Linked DNA regions of Homo sapiens: region 2 is linked to region 1. A link is a loop called in an ENCODE intact Hi-C map of the cell type or tissue named here. Cell type or tissue: PC-3. All regions are shown on one strand. Each heading gives the region's core, and the rest is flanking DNA. Links, peaks and the distances in the headings are about the cores only.

The links. Hi-C counts contacts between places; a loop is a spot of excess contacts. Peaks named below come from ENCODE experiments on the same cell type or tissue, not always from the same donor. Only the 100,000 strongest peaks of a DNase experiment are listed, where the experiment ranks them.
Region 2: a loop joins it to region 1, with 11 times the contacts of the local background. A loop is called at or near these places in 1 of 110 quality-filtered maps.

Annotation. Positions count from the first base shown.
Region 1 is chr11:82,714,524-82,722,457 of GRCh38, reverse strand. No RefSeq gene overlaps it. Among named protein-coding and RNA genes, the nearest start is that of FAM181B, 15 kb to the left of the region's middle. In PC-3, for the core only: CTCF peaks have their summits at 3,844 and 4,070 (motif pointing left); a DNase peak (open chromatin) is centred at 4,047.
Region 2 is chr11:83,041,865-83,049,798 of GRCh38, reverse strand. All of the region lies in intron 1 of RAB30 (RAB30, member RAS oncogene family), which reads left to right. Among named protein-coding and RNA genes, the nearest start is that of SNORA70E, 4.2 kb to the right of the region's middle. RefSeq lists an enhancer at 3,981-4,535. In PC-3, for the core only: no CTCF peak of the experiment used is centred there; a DNase peak (open chromatin) is centred at 4,648; H3K4me3 peaks cover 838 bases; H3K27ac peaks cover 1,658 bases.

The DNA of each region.
Region 1 (7,934 bases), core at 2,494-6,493:
CATTTTCCATCTGGCATTTATTTAGTCAGTGCCACAAAACAGATCCAATGCTTGAGGATTGACTCACACTGTCCAAATTCAGAAGAGATTACAGTTTATAAACTGTAAGTCCTCTTGCTAACATTCAGTGAGAAACATAATCAGTTTACTCCTGACCAGGAAAGACCTTAGGATCTACCTATACAGATGGCATGCAAATGAGAATAGCATGCAGTGAGCAGGGACTTGGAACAGGAGAGGTAGTATAACTTGTGCAAACAACTCAACAATTTGGGGGCAGCAATGACTAGGTTTCTCTTACGTTCACACAACGGCTCAAGCACCTACCTGCCTTTTTTGTATAGAGCCTTAGTATCTCTCCCTACAGTCTTCCCCTCTCCCCAGGGTGTGCCATAACCCTGGAGGTTTATCCAGTCCACCAGATAAGTCAAAACAGGGGACTCAGGCTGGCTTTGTTCTTCAAGTGAGTCTAGGACTGGGGTCGCTAAATCTGCTACTATCATTGTTTGTCATGCACCAGAGGATTGTACAGATCATCACTGTGCGAGCGAGCATGGCCAAGGAGATGAGTGGAAACTGAAGTCCAGCTCATGCTTACTCTAGTGTCACCAAGCCGTGCATCCAAGGAAGGGGAAGGCTTTTTGAAAACAAATTTGCACAAAGACACTATAAAGCTGGTGGTGGCCCTGAGTCACCACTGAAAACTGGTCCTACCCAGAACAGACTTGGTGGTGCCAGCAGCTCCCATTTGCTGCAGAGGCCCCATGTGCATTGTGGGAAGATGATCTCCTCCTTTGGGGCTAGGCCCTAGGAGCACTGGGTCAGGGCTGGTTTTGGCACCTGTGCCTCTGGGACCCAGCACCATCAGCACGCCTCTTCTTTTTCTGCGATATACTTGGGTCATCAGTTTTTTTCTTTTAAATCCTTTCCCTTGACTATGGGGCTCCTTGATTCTAAGGGAGGCCCTGTCAGTGTTCACAATTTATTTCCTGTTCCTGCCTATGTGATTCTAGCTGGCAAATTTTCTTACTAAACAAGAGCTCCCTACTGTCTAGTAGTGGCTGCTGTTGGTGGGTCCTGGCTACATTGGAAAAGAGGTTTGCAGGTTGGGAGTATCTTTGGCGTCATTGGAGTTAGACAGAGCTTACTGTTAATTGCTGCTTTTCCCTTTTAGCTACATGCCCTAAACCAGAGCTTTAACTTCCTCTCCTGTCAGATGGCAATAATGATATGGCACAGGGTTGTGGCTGTGTTAGATGTCATATGTAAAGCCCCCAGCATTATACAAAGACCCTCGTTGAATAAGAAGCCTCAGGAGAGAGCTGAAAAAGAGCCTTGAACTTCCTGGTCCCTCTTTTGCATCCAATGAGGAAGAGCTCTGGGTGCCCTGGGATTTTCATCTCAGGATTTAAAAGGTACTGGAACCACTGCCATTGAAAACATCCTACCCCTCCACAATGACCCGGAATCCGTGACTAACTGGCCCCTTCATATGAGCTGGTTTGTAAAGGAGCAATGGCAGAGTGAGCCTTTACCCCAGAAGACGAAACAATACCCCACACAAAGGACTCGCAGCAGCCTGGCAGGAATGGTGCATCTTCCCAGCGTGTTTGGAGTGTCTGGTTCTTCTCCTGGAGGGGAGCGGGCCTCCCTCCGAGGGCCCAGTGGTGGGTGGTCAGCTTTGTGCTATGCGAGTTCCAGGGCCCCCAAGATCTGGATGCAGAGTGCTGCTCAGAATCTGATCTCTTAATCAATTTTGCCCATAGCAACAGGATTTCAGTACATGGCAGGGGATAAAGTGGCCCAGAGGAACTCAGGACATATTTGAACAGTAGCCCAGAACTTGGACGGTATCTGAATCACATTGGCACAGGTCTGGGTCATGGGTTGCTGCCAGAACATCGTAAGAAAAGCCAATCTTGTCCATATAATGGCATGAGGAAACAGGAAGCGCTGCAGCATGACTTTATTATCCTTCCTCTGAGCAGGGCCACCGTTCAGCTGGGAGGACCTTACCTTTGTTCCTACAGGTTTCTACAGGTTACACACCAACTGCTGAGAGCAAGTTGAATGACAGTAAAAGGTGGTGAAACAACAACACAACAGCAGCAGCTACAAGAGCCGCCTTGGACCTGGAATTGGCACACTGCAGTGGTCACCGGCCTAGACTGAACCGGTTTAAATTTCACTCTGCCTTTTCTTACTGATGCCATTTTGTAGACTTACCGAACCTTTCTAAGCATCAGTTTTCTCATCTGGAAAGTGGGAATAACAATATTCCCTGCTTTTCAGGGTTAGTGTGAGAATTAGAAATCAGGTAGGTAGCTACTGCTGAGGGCCAGGCATATAGCAGGTTCCCAGGTACTGGTAGATACTGTTATTTCTAAGACCTGGATGTAACCAATGCTGATGCTCACTAGTGCTGGATAGGACAGTCACATCATCATTTCTGAGTATCAGTGTTCGTTCTCATCTCTAGAATGGAGACATGTGATGTTTCCACATGGTGGTTGTGAAGATGAACTGAAATATAAACAGCCTCCAGCATAGCATTTGCCAAATGCAAGGCCTTAGTAAATGTCAGTAGGATCTGAAAATCCAATGGTTGGAGAATAAAATCTCCCCTTTAGCTATGAATTTATTTCCATTTCATCTGGAGTCTGAGGAAGATCCAAGTCCTGTTATTTATTTAACTGTATTTGACTGTGTTTAATACTTGTAGCTGACTTTTAGGTCACTTTGATATTTCCTCTGAGATTTTCATCTTCCTTTGGCTAAGAGGCAAGTTTCAAACAGAAGAGCAAACCGTGGACTTCTAGTGCTGGATCTTCTTTTGGAGAACAGAATTGTCCTCAGTGCTGCCTGTGATTCTGAATCTCCTGGGACAAGAGGAGGACTTGAAAAACAGCCCAGTTCTTCCCCAGACTCACAGATGTGACTGATGCAGCTGGGCCTGGGGTGAGCACAGTTGGAAGCCACTGCTCTGTCCAGATGCTTCTCACAGAGGCGCCAAGGACTGGCCACACATTCTCTTACCTGCTTGCTCCTCAGTCTCCGTCAATGCCTTTATGTTTCTGTTCTCTTTATTCACGTAGTTGACAAAATGCACAACGAAAGCATGCAAAAGACAGAGCTAATCTTGACATTGGCGAAAATTATGGTTTCATGTTTAAAGAAACTATAGAAGAGATAAAAGAAGTCTTTTCTAAATTTAAAAAGAATTTAAATATTTATACTTTGTATGTGACCATAAGCGGAGAGAATTGGCCCTTTTGTTCCAGAAAAGTAATTGGTGTTAAGCCTGAAAATCTAATTTTAACAGGGAGATCTGGAAAGGAGAGTTATAGCATGAATGCTGCCAAGATGAACAGATTGCTTCAACCTCACTAGATTTTAGCATTTTTCCCCCTCTATAGAATGAAGATAGTGATGGCAATGCTTGTCTTGCTTTCATATGCTGTTGTGAGAAATGAGGAAGCCAAAGCATTGGCAGTGTTTTACAAAATGCAAAGCACGAAACCATGAAAAGGATAACTTGCCTCGTGACCTCATTGGGCAAGTTATTTGACATTTTAGTCCCTTAGTTTCACCATCTGCAAAGTGGGACCCATAATGCCTAATGCTGGCCTGACTGGGATGTTATGGGGACAAAAGTAGACGGTGTTTGTAAAGGCACTTGGAAAAGCAGGACACCTGTATTAAATTAAAGTAGCAGTGTATTTTCTATTTAACAGACAATAAAACAGGTACTGTGAGGCCACATTCCACTGAGCTTTCTGAGCAGAGCTGCGCCTCTGGCCAAGCCTTCTGGGCTCAGTGTCTCTGCTTCCAACGGACTTCCCCATGCTCTGCTTAACAGCACTGACTTCTCTTTTATCTTGGTTGCCAATCCTCCCGAGGTGGAGGCAGGCCCAGGTCCATTCTTGGGGTGAGGCTAGGAAGAATAGGGCCATTTATAACTCTGCTCAGATGACTGGAGAATCCTTTCAAACTGCTTGGCTGAAAAGCATCTAACAAAAACTTGGGGAATCCAAAGGCCTAAAGAGCCATCTAGTGGTTGCACATACAAACGACGCTGGCTTTTGCCAGTAACTTCACTGGAACAGAGATAATGGAAAGGGATTTTATTTTTTTCCTCTCCTAAATTTGTGCCTGCCCGGGCAACCATAGAAAAGGATTGATGTAAGTGTCCACTGTCCCTGCTTGTAACCCTGGACTTCAGAGTGATGTTGGAGGAAAACTGGGAACCTCTACAGACTTGAGCTGCTACAAAGCCTTGGTTTCCTTTCTCAGCTCCTGGCTTGCAGTTAGTTGTGTCCATGTGACTGAGTCTTTTTTTTTTGTTTTGAGATGGAGTCTCACTCTTGTCGCCCAGGCTGGCGTGCAGTGCCATGATCTCGGCTCACTACAACCTCCATCTCCCAGCTTCCAGCGATTCTCCTGCTTCAGCCTCCTGAGTAGCTGGGATTAGAGGCACCCCCAACCATGCCTGGCTAATTTTTGTATTTTTAGTAGAGACAGGGTTTCACCGCGTTGGCCAGGCTGGTCTCAAACTCCTGACCTCAAGTGATCCTCCCGCCTCTGCCTCCCAAAGTGCTGAGATTACCATGCCCGGCCTGTGACTGAGTCTTAGGTGATGGAATGTGAGCGGAAGTGATACACATCACTTGTGAGTCTGGTCCATAGAACTCTCTACATAGAAATCTCCAAGTCATTTGTCCTTTTGTGGTGTGATGCAGATGAGCATGGCAGTTTTGGGATTCATGTGTTGAAGATGGAATCACAAGATGCAATGAATCTGGGTCTTCAAGTCACCACTTGGAGGAGAGCTACCTGTCCATGAAGAACACCTCTTTTGGACTTTCCATAGCAAGAAGTAAACCTCTAAGTGTCTTTGAGCTATTATGCATCTTTGTGTTTGTTTGTTTGTTATACCATTTAGGGTTACCTTAACGAATATAGTTGTTGTTAGTCAAGTTAACTATGAAAATCAGAGACAGATTTACCGTGAAGCCAATGAAGCTCTAGCTTCAGGGATCTTCATTTGCGTAGGCCCTTTCCAAGGTCCAAGGTGTGCATGTGAGGAAGTGGGTGGGGGGGGGGGTCCCCTGGCAATGTGTTCTCATGGTTATGTTTTGTGAAATTTGCAAAAGTAAGATATTTTCAACTGCATGCAATTGGTTAGGTGTGCTGCCTCTTTCCTTGTCAACTTCCGCTCCATCACATTTTACTCTGTGTTGGATGGCGTTGGGGAAGCATGGACATTTTGGGGACCCAGCTCAGGGAAGTTGAGTGGGGATACATTTAGTCTGAGTGTAGTTGTTGCATTGTCGTGGTTTTCTGTCTCTTTCATGCAGAGTTATTGCTAGCTGTTCTGGTATAAGAATGGTTTCCAGGGATAGTACTCTGCCCACTGTGCAGCTGTGAAAACATGATGCAAGGTCAGAGGTTGTACTATAATAGAGTCTGTTCAGGGTGCCTGGTTCAGGGAAAATGTGAGCAGAGGGGAGAAACAAGGCTTGAAATGTATGGAGTCAGAAACTAGTCTATAGAAATTTCTTCTAATCCATTCTGATGTGTAAAATTGTAAGCAGAGAATTTAGTTCTTATTGATGCTTTGTCAAAATTGAATTTCATTCCTGTCAGGACACACTTGGTAATTTTTAAAACCATATACAATTTTAAATATACTTTATATTTTATCTCCTTTTTTCATGGGACTAGCTTAGTTGATAAAGCTTGAATACAGCATTTAAATTGAATTTCCAAAAGATATTCTGGAATGTCTTAATAGAAAAAGGAGAAATTATGGATTTTTGATTTGGACCTTCTTTGACACTTTAAATTTAGCTATTAAAGAACAGAGAGAAAATTCAGATAAAAGTAATGGAATATTAAAGAAAAACAATTAATAAGAGATAAAAATAAGAAAAGACCTGACTTTAAGAAGTGAGTTGTAACAAAAAATTCTTCAGATAGTACCCAGCACAGTAATTCATTAGAGGAAAAGATAAATTGCAAATAGAAATAGTTAGTAGGCTCTTGGATTACTTGGTAATCCATTTACTGAAGAGGAGTAAATCATATGCACACATCAGAAATGATTTCAATTTCTTGCTGATTTGGTGTAAAATTCAGACCCATAAAGCTCACAATACGCCACTATGGCAAGAACATCAACAACAAACTGGTTAATGAGTGTAATCAACTCAAGAATGATTTAAGACTAGCCACTACATAAGAAAATTTGAAATACAGTGAAATCTTACAGTTCAAATATGAAAGAATTGATAGACCTCTTCCCACATATAACAACAATTCTAAAAATTTATATGGCACAGCCAATTACAAATTGTGAAGGTGAGAAACACTTTCTTAAACTATTAATCACCCATGCTAGAGGAAAGACGAATAATTTAAAAAATCAATCACTCATGCTAAAGGTAAGACAATTTTATATTCTCTCTATTGAAAATGTTATACAGCCATTGTCATCATATGAAGGGGCAGTTACAGGCAACATAGTCAAAAGTCCAGGAGAAAAAGCAATTAATAAAAATACAATTGTGCACTGCATAGCATTTCAGTTAGTGTCAGACTGCATCTAGGACAGTGGTCCCGTAAGATTATAATATCGTATTTTTACTGTACTTTTCTATGTTTAGATATACAAATGCCATGGTGTTACAATTGCCTACAGTGTTCAGTATAGTAACATGTTGTACAGATTTGTAGCCTAGGAGCAAAAGGTTGGACAATATGGCGTAGGAATGTAGTAGGATATACCAACTAGGTTTATGTAGCACACTCTATGTTTGCAGAATGACAAAATCACCTAAAGACACATTTCTCAAAATGTATCCCTGTGTTAAGTGACACGTGATTGTATTTACTTTTCAGTATTTTGAATTTTGGGATGTTTGGTACCTGATAGATTTTATAATTTATTACTTTTTTCATTTTAAACTAGTATTTAGTTTTGTAATTAATTTTGTGCTCTTTTTTAGTCATTTCTTGAGCTCACCCCTAAAACTGTGTAAACTTCATGTTCACAAAATCCAAGTTTGCTCTTGGGACTGGAACATACCCATGGCTCGCAGTGAGGCTGAAGTTTCTCGGGAGACTAACTTCAGTGGCCTGATCAATGGGCGGCCTTGGCAGGAGGATGGAGGGCAGGAGAAAACAGTTTGATTTGCCCATTTCCCTGCCTCCCCGGCACTGGCTTCTAATTCTGGCAATAGCTGTGTCCTCTTTGGCTGTACAATGGTGTTTTATTGCTGCCTAACAAATCACCACGTTTAGTGGCCTAAAACAACACTCATTTATTAGTTCGCAGTTCTGTAGGTTAGAAGCCCTGGTGGGCTCAGCTGGCTTCTCTGCTCTGGGCCTCAGAGGCCTGAAATCAAGGTGTTTGTAGAGCTGGTTCTTATCTGGAGGCTCACGTGGAGGTGAGGATCTACTTCCAAGTTCATTCAGGCTGGAGGAATGCAGTTCTTGTGGTTGTCGGACTGAGATTTGCATTTCTTGGCTGGCTGTCAGCTGCAAGGAAGCTCCACACTGCTCCTGGAAGCTGCCTCTATTCCTTCCCACATGGCCCTCTCTTTATCTTCAATGGACCAGAAACGTCACATCAAGTCTGTCTCACAATTTGAATCTTTCTGTCATCTCCTCCCACTTTCCTCTTCTGTTACCAGCTGGAGAATGTTATTTGCTTTTAAGTGCTCGTGTGATTTGAGTGATGTACTTGGATAATCTCCCTTATTGATAAAGGCCATTAGTGAGATATAACATAACACAATGACGGAAGGATTCCTCATCACACTCAAAGGGTGGGGACAGGGTTTGGACTCCTGGGGACATTCTCAGGAATTCTGCCTGCAGCAGGCTGCGTTTCCTGTTTGGTAGCTTAGCGGTTCCAGCTCCGTCCAGGGTCT
Region 2 (7,934 bases), core at 2,383-6,382, 330 kb before region 1:
CCTGATAATAATCAATAAGTAGGCCAAGGTGTTTTCCAAAGCCTATTTGAATCACCTCAAATTTTCTATTGAACTTTACCTTCAAAAGGCACATGTTCCAGCCTGGGCAACATAGTGAGACCCTGTCTCTACAAAGAATTAAAAAAAAAATTAACCAGGCATGGTGGCGTATACCTTGTAGTCCCAGCTACTTGGGAGGCTGAAATGAGAAGATTGCTTGAGCCCCGCAGGTTGAGGCTGTAGTGAGCTATGATCACGCCACTGAACCCCAGCCTGGGCAACAGAGTGAGACCCTGTCTCAAAAAAAAAACACAAAAACTGCCCCCTGCACCCCCCGCCTCTGCCCCCCAGAAAAACCAGGCAAATGTTGGCCTCCTTTTTTTTTTTTTGATATGGAGTCTCGCTTTGTTGCCAGGCTGGAGTGCAGTGGCTTAATCTCGGCTCACTGCAACCTCCGCCTCCCGGGTTCAAGCGATTCTCCTGCCTCAACCTCCCGAGAAGCTGGGACTACAGGTGCATGCCATGACACCAAGCTAATTTTTGTATTTTTAGTAGAGATGGGGGTTTCACCATGTTGGCCAGGATGGTCTTGATCTCTTGACCTCATGATCCGCCTGCCTTGGCCTCCCAAAGTGCTGGGATCACAGGTGTGAGCCACCACACCCAGCATCTTTTTGCAAACATTAATAAATAGTTTGCAAGGACTTTTATAGTTACAAAACAAGGCGATATCAGACTTATCTTATTGTAGAGGCAGTCTGCCCCTCTTTACATTAATTATCTACCTACTTTAAAAAGTTTCTTTTTAACCATGTGGTTCTTTTTCGAGCTTGAGTGGATGCTCCAGCTCACATGCTCCAGCAGGGAGAAGGGCAGAGCATCTAAGAAGGGTGGAGTACAGCCACTCAGGGCCATGCTGGGGCCCAGCAGCAGGGCTTACAGCAATGGGATTTGGAGAGACGGTGGGTGAGGCTGTTTGGGGCTGGCATCAGCGAGCAGCCACGACAGGACCTTTCCTTAGAGGTCGCAGAGCTCAGACAGCATGAACCTAATGCAGGCTCCTTACCTCTCAAACAAGGATGCAGGCTAACATTAAACTCATTTTGATTGGCTAGACAACCCCAAGGTTGGGAAGTAAAGAGATTTTTTTTGAGGTTCATAGAAAGGTCAGCAGAGGGGCCAATGTTTGCCTACCTCCTCTGGCTATTGGAAAAAGAAAAAGCTTACCTACTGAGTCGGGGAAAGAATCCAAATTTAAACTGTCTCTCTTCTGGTTTATGAAGAGCTTAGAAATGAGCATTATAATATTCAGGATTTTTTTTTTTTTTTTGAGACAGTGTCTCACTGTTGCCCAGGCTGAGTGCAGTGGTGTTATCACGGCTCACTGCAGCCTTGACTTCCTGGGCTCAAGTGATTCTCCCACCTCAGCCTCCTGGGCAGCTGGGACTACAGGCATGTGCCACCACATTTGGCTAATTTCTTACTTTTTTAGGATTTCACTATGTTGCCCAGGCTGGTCTCGAACTCCTGGTCTTCAGCGATCCTCCTACCTCAGCCTCTAAGTGCTGGGATTAGAGGTGGGATTTTTTTTCTTTTTAAACCTTCTAGGCCAGCATATCTAGAGCAGGGTGCCTGGGGAGAAGGTGAGATTTGTGACTCCATGTCATTACTGGGCATACGGGGCCTTGTGGAGAGAAGTGAGCATCGTTTTATTTTTTGTAGAGACAGGGTCTTGCTATGTTGCTAAGGCCAATCTCAAACTCCTGGCCTCAAGCCATCCTCTTATCTCCCAAAGTGTTGGGATTACAGGTATGAGCCAGCATGCCCAGCCCCAAGTTGCTTCTTTAGAGGAAAGGAGAAAAGGCAGAATCTCTAGATCAACTTTGTGATTTATACGTAACAGTATGACAATGAAGTGTGTGGTTGGAGTGTATTGTACTTGTAAATGGAGATGCTCTACTGAGGGATGGTGGAAAAGCACTCTCAGCCCTTTTCAGAACTCATTGTTAGCAATCAAAAAGAGGAAGACTGAAAGAAAAAAAAAATCCTTTGAATCAGCAAGAGGTTTATACATAGCAGTGATTTATGGGTGAACAGAGGAGGAACATTAAAAGAATAATTGCTGGCTGTTTATTTTGGGAAAGTATGTGTGGTCAAGAGTCGAGGCAGGGAGCTTTATTTTTTCTTTTACCTTGCTCTATCTTCTATTATTGTTAATAGGATCATATACTCAAGACTTTCCTTGGCTTGTTGCCCTGACATAAATATTTGAATTCCTTGTTTTGGTATCGTGTATTTTTAACAACAATAGAGGGAAAAAGAAATAATGTTGTGAGCTAAATTATTCTATATGCCTTATTGTGGATGGAATTTATTCTCTTGGGTCCATGGCTATTAAGATGATCAGTTTAGATGATCTGTGTTTCTGATAGCTCTTTCTAGATAGCTTTATAATTTGCCCAAGGGGTTTGTTCAGGGGATGGCTACATGTATTTTTTTATTTGGTGGAACAAGGTGAGTTTTAATCCTGGTTATCTGAGCTCCAGGCCTTTCCAGGTGCCACCGTCATCCAAAAGGCCAATAAGAGTAGATTGTTCCTCTCATTGTGGCGTCCACCCTGGGGGCATTTATTAGGCAGTCACTGGATACACATTGACCCAACTTGCCCCCTTGGTAGAGGATTTAGTTCTTAGGGTTGCTGCTGCAGAATTCATTTATGCAGTTAGCAAATTGTAGTTGAGTTCCTGTTGTGCCTTTGGTATTGTTTCAGACTTGGTACTGCTCTGCGTGAAGAGCCGGAATCACACAATTCAAGGAAACCCAGCAGAATTAGAATGTTAAAATGTCAGGGTTTAAAGGGACTTTAGAGATAATCTAATCCAGAGGCAGCAAGCTGTTTCTATTAAAAGGTCCAGAAAGTAAATATATTAGGCTTTGGGGGCCACATATGATCTCTGATGCATATTGTTCTTTGTTTTTGCAATCATTAAAAAATGTAAAAATTGTCTGGGTGCTGTGACTCACAGCTGTAATCCCAGCACTTTGGCAGGCCAAGTGGGGAGGTTCACTTGACGCCAGGAGTTCGAGACCAGCTTGGGCAACAAAGTGAGACCCCTGTCTCTACAAAATAAAAATAAATTAGCTGGGTATGGTGGTACACACCTGTAGTTGTAGCTACTCAGGAGACTAAGGTGGGGAGATGGCTTGAACCCAGGAGTTCAGGGATGCAGTGAGCTATGATCACGCCACTGCACTGAAGCCTGGGCAATAGAGTGAGACCCTGTCTCTTAAAAAAAAAAAAGTAAAAATTATTCTAAGCTGGGGGTAGAGATATAGGCTGGATTTGGCCTATGAGCCATAGTTTGCCAACCCCTGATCTAATAGATTCCCTTCATTTTACCAATGAGGAAACTGAAGGCCAAAGGGTGGAATACCTCTCCAGCCCTTTTTCTAAGTGGTGACACTTAGAAAAGGATCCCTAGAGGTCAGGCCTACACCTCAGAGTGTCCACTCACCTTGCATATGTATAGCTTTGGTCCCGAGGGAAGTATGAATCTTAATTTTAAGACACTGGGTGCCTATCACTTTCCAGGACGGTGTTTGGGATTAAGGATGCACAATTTGGTACAACAAAGCCTTAGCTCTCAGTCAGCTTAGTATATCCCATATATGCCTGGGTAAGTAATGAGGTTAAAGGAAGTAAAATGAAAGATTCAGACAACTACTGAAGAAAGGTGATTTATTTGGCAGTTGCTTTGTTTCACCAGTTTATCTGAGCAGTGTCATTGAGACATATATGAAACCATGTAAGATCAATCATAGAGCCTTTTAATATTCCAGAGCTTGAAGAGATTTTAGGATCACTTAGCTATAACCTCTCATTTAACAAATGAAGAGCATGAAACCCAGAGATTTTAAATTACTTACTCTGGGTCACACAGCTAATTATTAGAATCTCAGGGTGGATTTTAGATACCTAGTGTAACCACTCAGATAATAACAAAGATTAATAATTATAGCCAACATTTACCTAAAGTTACTATAATATGTATAGTCATATACGTAATCTCAGTTCTGACAGTAACTCAATGTAATAGGTTTACCATACCCATTTTACAGCTGAGGAGACAAAACTTGTACAGGTTAAGTCAATTTTGTCCAAAGCCACCAAGCCAATAAGTGGTAGAGTCAGGATCTAGGCTCAAGTGCTTAACCGTGGCAAGGCTGTTTATTGCAGTTTGACTAAGTGCTTGGATTGTGCTTCTCCATTCATTTGCGACCTCCTGGTGGGCAGTGGGTATGCCCTTTTAATCTGTGTTTTCCTACTCTGGGCTTGGCATATACAATTTGTTCAATAAATGTTTACAGAGCTGGGTGTGGTAGCTCATGCCTGTAATGCTAGCACTTTGGGAGGTCAAGGCAGGAGGGTCGTTTTAGCTCAGGAGTTCGAGACCAGCTTGGGCAAGATGGCAAGATCTTATCTCTAGGAAAAAAAATATATATATGGGCACAGTTGTGGATGCCTGTAGTTTCAGTTGCTTGGGAGGCTGGGTGACAAAGGGAGACCTCGTCTCTATAAAAAAAAATGTTTACAGAATAAATGAATAAATGAGTAATCCACCCTTCTTTAAACAGTTGACACTTCCGGTGATGAGTCAATGGGAGTTCAGTGTCTGTGTTAGACCATGTCTAGGTCTGCTGACGGCTAGTCCTTTCATGAGATAGGCTAATGTGCAGATTTCGGCTAGGAAAGCCTATTGCCCTGCAGTTGTTTTTACAGTGCCCCTGAACATTTTTGAGAATTAATGTATACAGTAAAATTCTCTTTGAACATCAAAGATTCCTTGAAGACCTGATAGCCTGCTTGGTTTCTCTGAATCTGATGAAGTTTGTAGAGATAACTGGAAGATTCTCTCTGTATGTGGTACCTGCCTTTTGCACAGCCATTTTAATTTAAAGCTATAGTTTCAAACTATATTCTGAAGCATCCTGGGGTTTGTGGGCTAAAAAATCAAGGAATTCTGTAAGAAAAATGAGGGGTGGATTTGGCTTTGAGCCCAATGATGCCTAAAACAAATTCTTTGCTGCATTTATTTTTCAGTTCTGATGAACGAGAACAACCAACTCATTAAATGTAGAGTACCTGGCAATATTTTCTTCTCTTTCTTATATAAGTTGAATGTTTTTCTCATCTGACAATGGTAATACATGGGATTGCTCTGGACTTTTTCGAAGTTCAAAGATCTTTGAACAGACTTGTAGTGATATTTCTAAAAAAAAAATCTTCCTACCTGGATTACTGTTTTTTATATAGAGAATGGGCTTTGTTTGCCATTCACTCTAAGTGGAATTTTTCTATATGGCATAATAAAGCTGAAGTCCTTAGATTTTAGTTCAGAAAGCCATATCCTTTGAACCTAGGCCTCTGGGTTTGTTCACATAAGTCAATATACAGCGTTAATAATTGCTGCATATCCCTTGAGGGAAAATCCAAATTAAATAAAGAAGGCTTTCATTAGGTTGTGAATAAACAGATTTTGGTTATATTGGTAAGATTCTTTAGGGATTTTCAGGGGGTAGAGATGAATACAAGATACCCTTCTCATTTGCAGGTGTTTGAGAAATCTCTTAAAATAGAGAAACACAGGAATATTTGTTTTCCAACAAAAAATAATTCAAAGACCTGCCCACGTTTCTTGCCAAAGCTTTGTTCTTTTCAAGTCCCATCCAACCCTACACAAATTTTTCTTCTGATTATATTAGGAAGAAAACCTTAATGGCTGCTTGCTGTTAACATCTACCTTTAAACATTTCTTAACTATTAATGAGTCTTTCATTTAACTATATCATAATATAACCCTGGTTTACTGCACTTTATATCTACTTCCCTCCCCACTCAGCAGTAGTAGTGTTTCCTCCAGTAAAAAGGGTCAGGGGGTGGGAGATGGAAAGGATCTGTTCACTGCACGGTAACTTGCTGTGTTATGGGGTAAATAGAGGTGTGTGGTTTTTTTTCTATCTAATTTTTTATTTTGAAAAATTTAAAACAAACATATTAATACAAAGGACAACCAAAAAACCCTTTACTTAGGTTTACCAATTGCTAACATTTTGCCACATGTGATTTATCTTTCTTTATAAATGCATATTTACACTAGGGGGTAGGGCAGACATCATGATCCTTTATCTCTAAATATATCAGTATTCTCCTAAGTGTAAGGGGGATATTCTTCTTCACAATACCATTATCATGCCTTAGAAATTTAATATTGATTCCATTATGTCATCTAATAGAGTCCACATTTAAATTTTGCCTTTGATCAGCTAGCTGATAAACAAATCATGTCAAAACTTAGTGGCTTAAAACCACCACAGTTTATTAGTGCTCATAATTCCACGGGCCAGTTGGGTGGTTCTTCTAATGTGGATTAGGCTCAGCTGATCAACTGGGCTCCTTTATACCTCTGGAGTCAGCTGCTGGACTGACTAGGAGCTGGCTGGTCTAAGTCGGCCTCAGTTTGGATGGCTTTTCTTTGCTCTAGAGGGGTCTAGAACAGGCTAGAACAGGCTTGTTTCCATGGCTTATGGGAAGGTTCTAAGAGAGTGGAAGAGTGCAAAGCCTTTTAAGGCCTAGGCTTGGAATTGGCACAGCATCACTTCTGCAATCTTTTGGTCAAAGCAAGTCACATGCTCCTCTTGATGGGAATAACTGCAAAGTCATATTGCTCAAGGGCATGGATACAGGGGCATGAACAATCACAGCCATTTTTGCAATCTATCATACCCATATTGTCCAAATACCGTTAATAATAATGTTAATGTTGTAATGTTAATCATTATAACTGTTGGTTCGTTTTTAATCCAGGATCCAAACAAGATTACACATTAAATGTAGTTGTTTTACCTCTTTAGTCTCTAAATCTATAGGAGTCTCCCTGCTTATTTGTGTTTTATGATATTTTTAAGATTCCAGATCTGTTTTCTTAACAATATCTCACAATCTGAATTTGTATAATTATTTCTACATGATTATATACAGGTTAAATATTTTGGGCAAGAATTCTAAAGCTGAGGTTGTATATTTCCCATATCATCACAAAAGGAGGCACATAATTTTAGTTTGTCCAGATCATTAGTGATGCTAAGTGGAATCACTGCCTAAAGTGGGGGCTGCCAGATTTTGTAGTCATGAAGTTGCCATTTCCTAGAGAAAGATTTGTGGGTTTTTTTGTTTTTGTTTTTTTTGGAGATGGAGTCTCGCTCTGTTGCCCAGGCTGGAGTGCAGTGGTGCATCTTGGCTCACTGCAACCTCTGCCTCCTGGGTTCAAACAATTCTGCCTCAGCCTCCCGAGTAGCTAGGATTACAGGTGTGTGCCGCCACACCCAGCTAATTTTTTGTATTTTTTTTAGTAGAGATGGGGTTTCACCGTATTGCCCAGGCTGGTCTTGAACTCCTGAGCTCAGGCAATCCACCCACCTTGGCCTCCCAAAGTGCTAGGATTACAGGCATGAGCCACTGCAACTGGCCTAGATTTGTTTTAAGTCTCGACATTTGGTGTTAGCATCCTTCCAATCACATCAACATATATTCATTAGATACCTATTGTATATCTAGTCTGATTTAGTGCTATGGGGATCTAAAAGAATGGTAAGGCGTGTTCCCTGCCTGAAGGAATATATAGTTTTCTTGAGTTACTCTTTAAAAACTGAACAAATAGTAGAGGAGTGGTGATTCTAAGTTAAAAACTAATTTTTTTTTTTTTTTTTTTGAGACAGAGTCTCACTCTGTTGCCCAGGCTGGAGTGCAGTGGTCACTGCAACCTCCACCTCCCGGGTTCAAGCGATTCTCCTGCCTCAGCCTCCTGAGTAGCTGAGATTACAGGCATGTGCCACCACACCTGTCTAATTTTTGTATTTTTACTAGAGACAGTGTT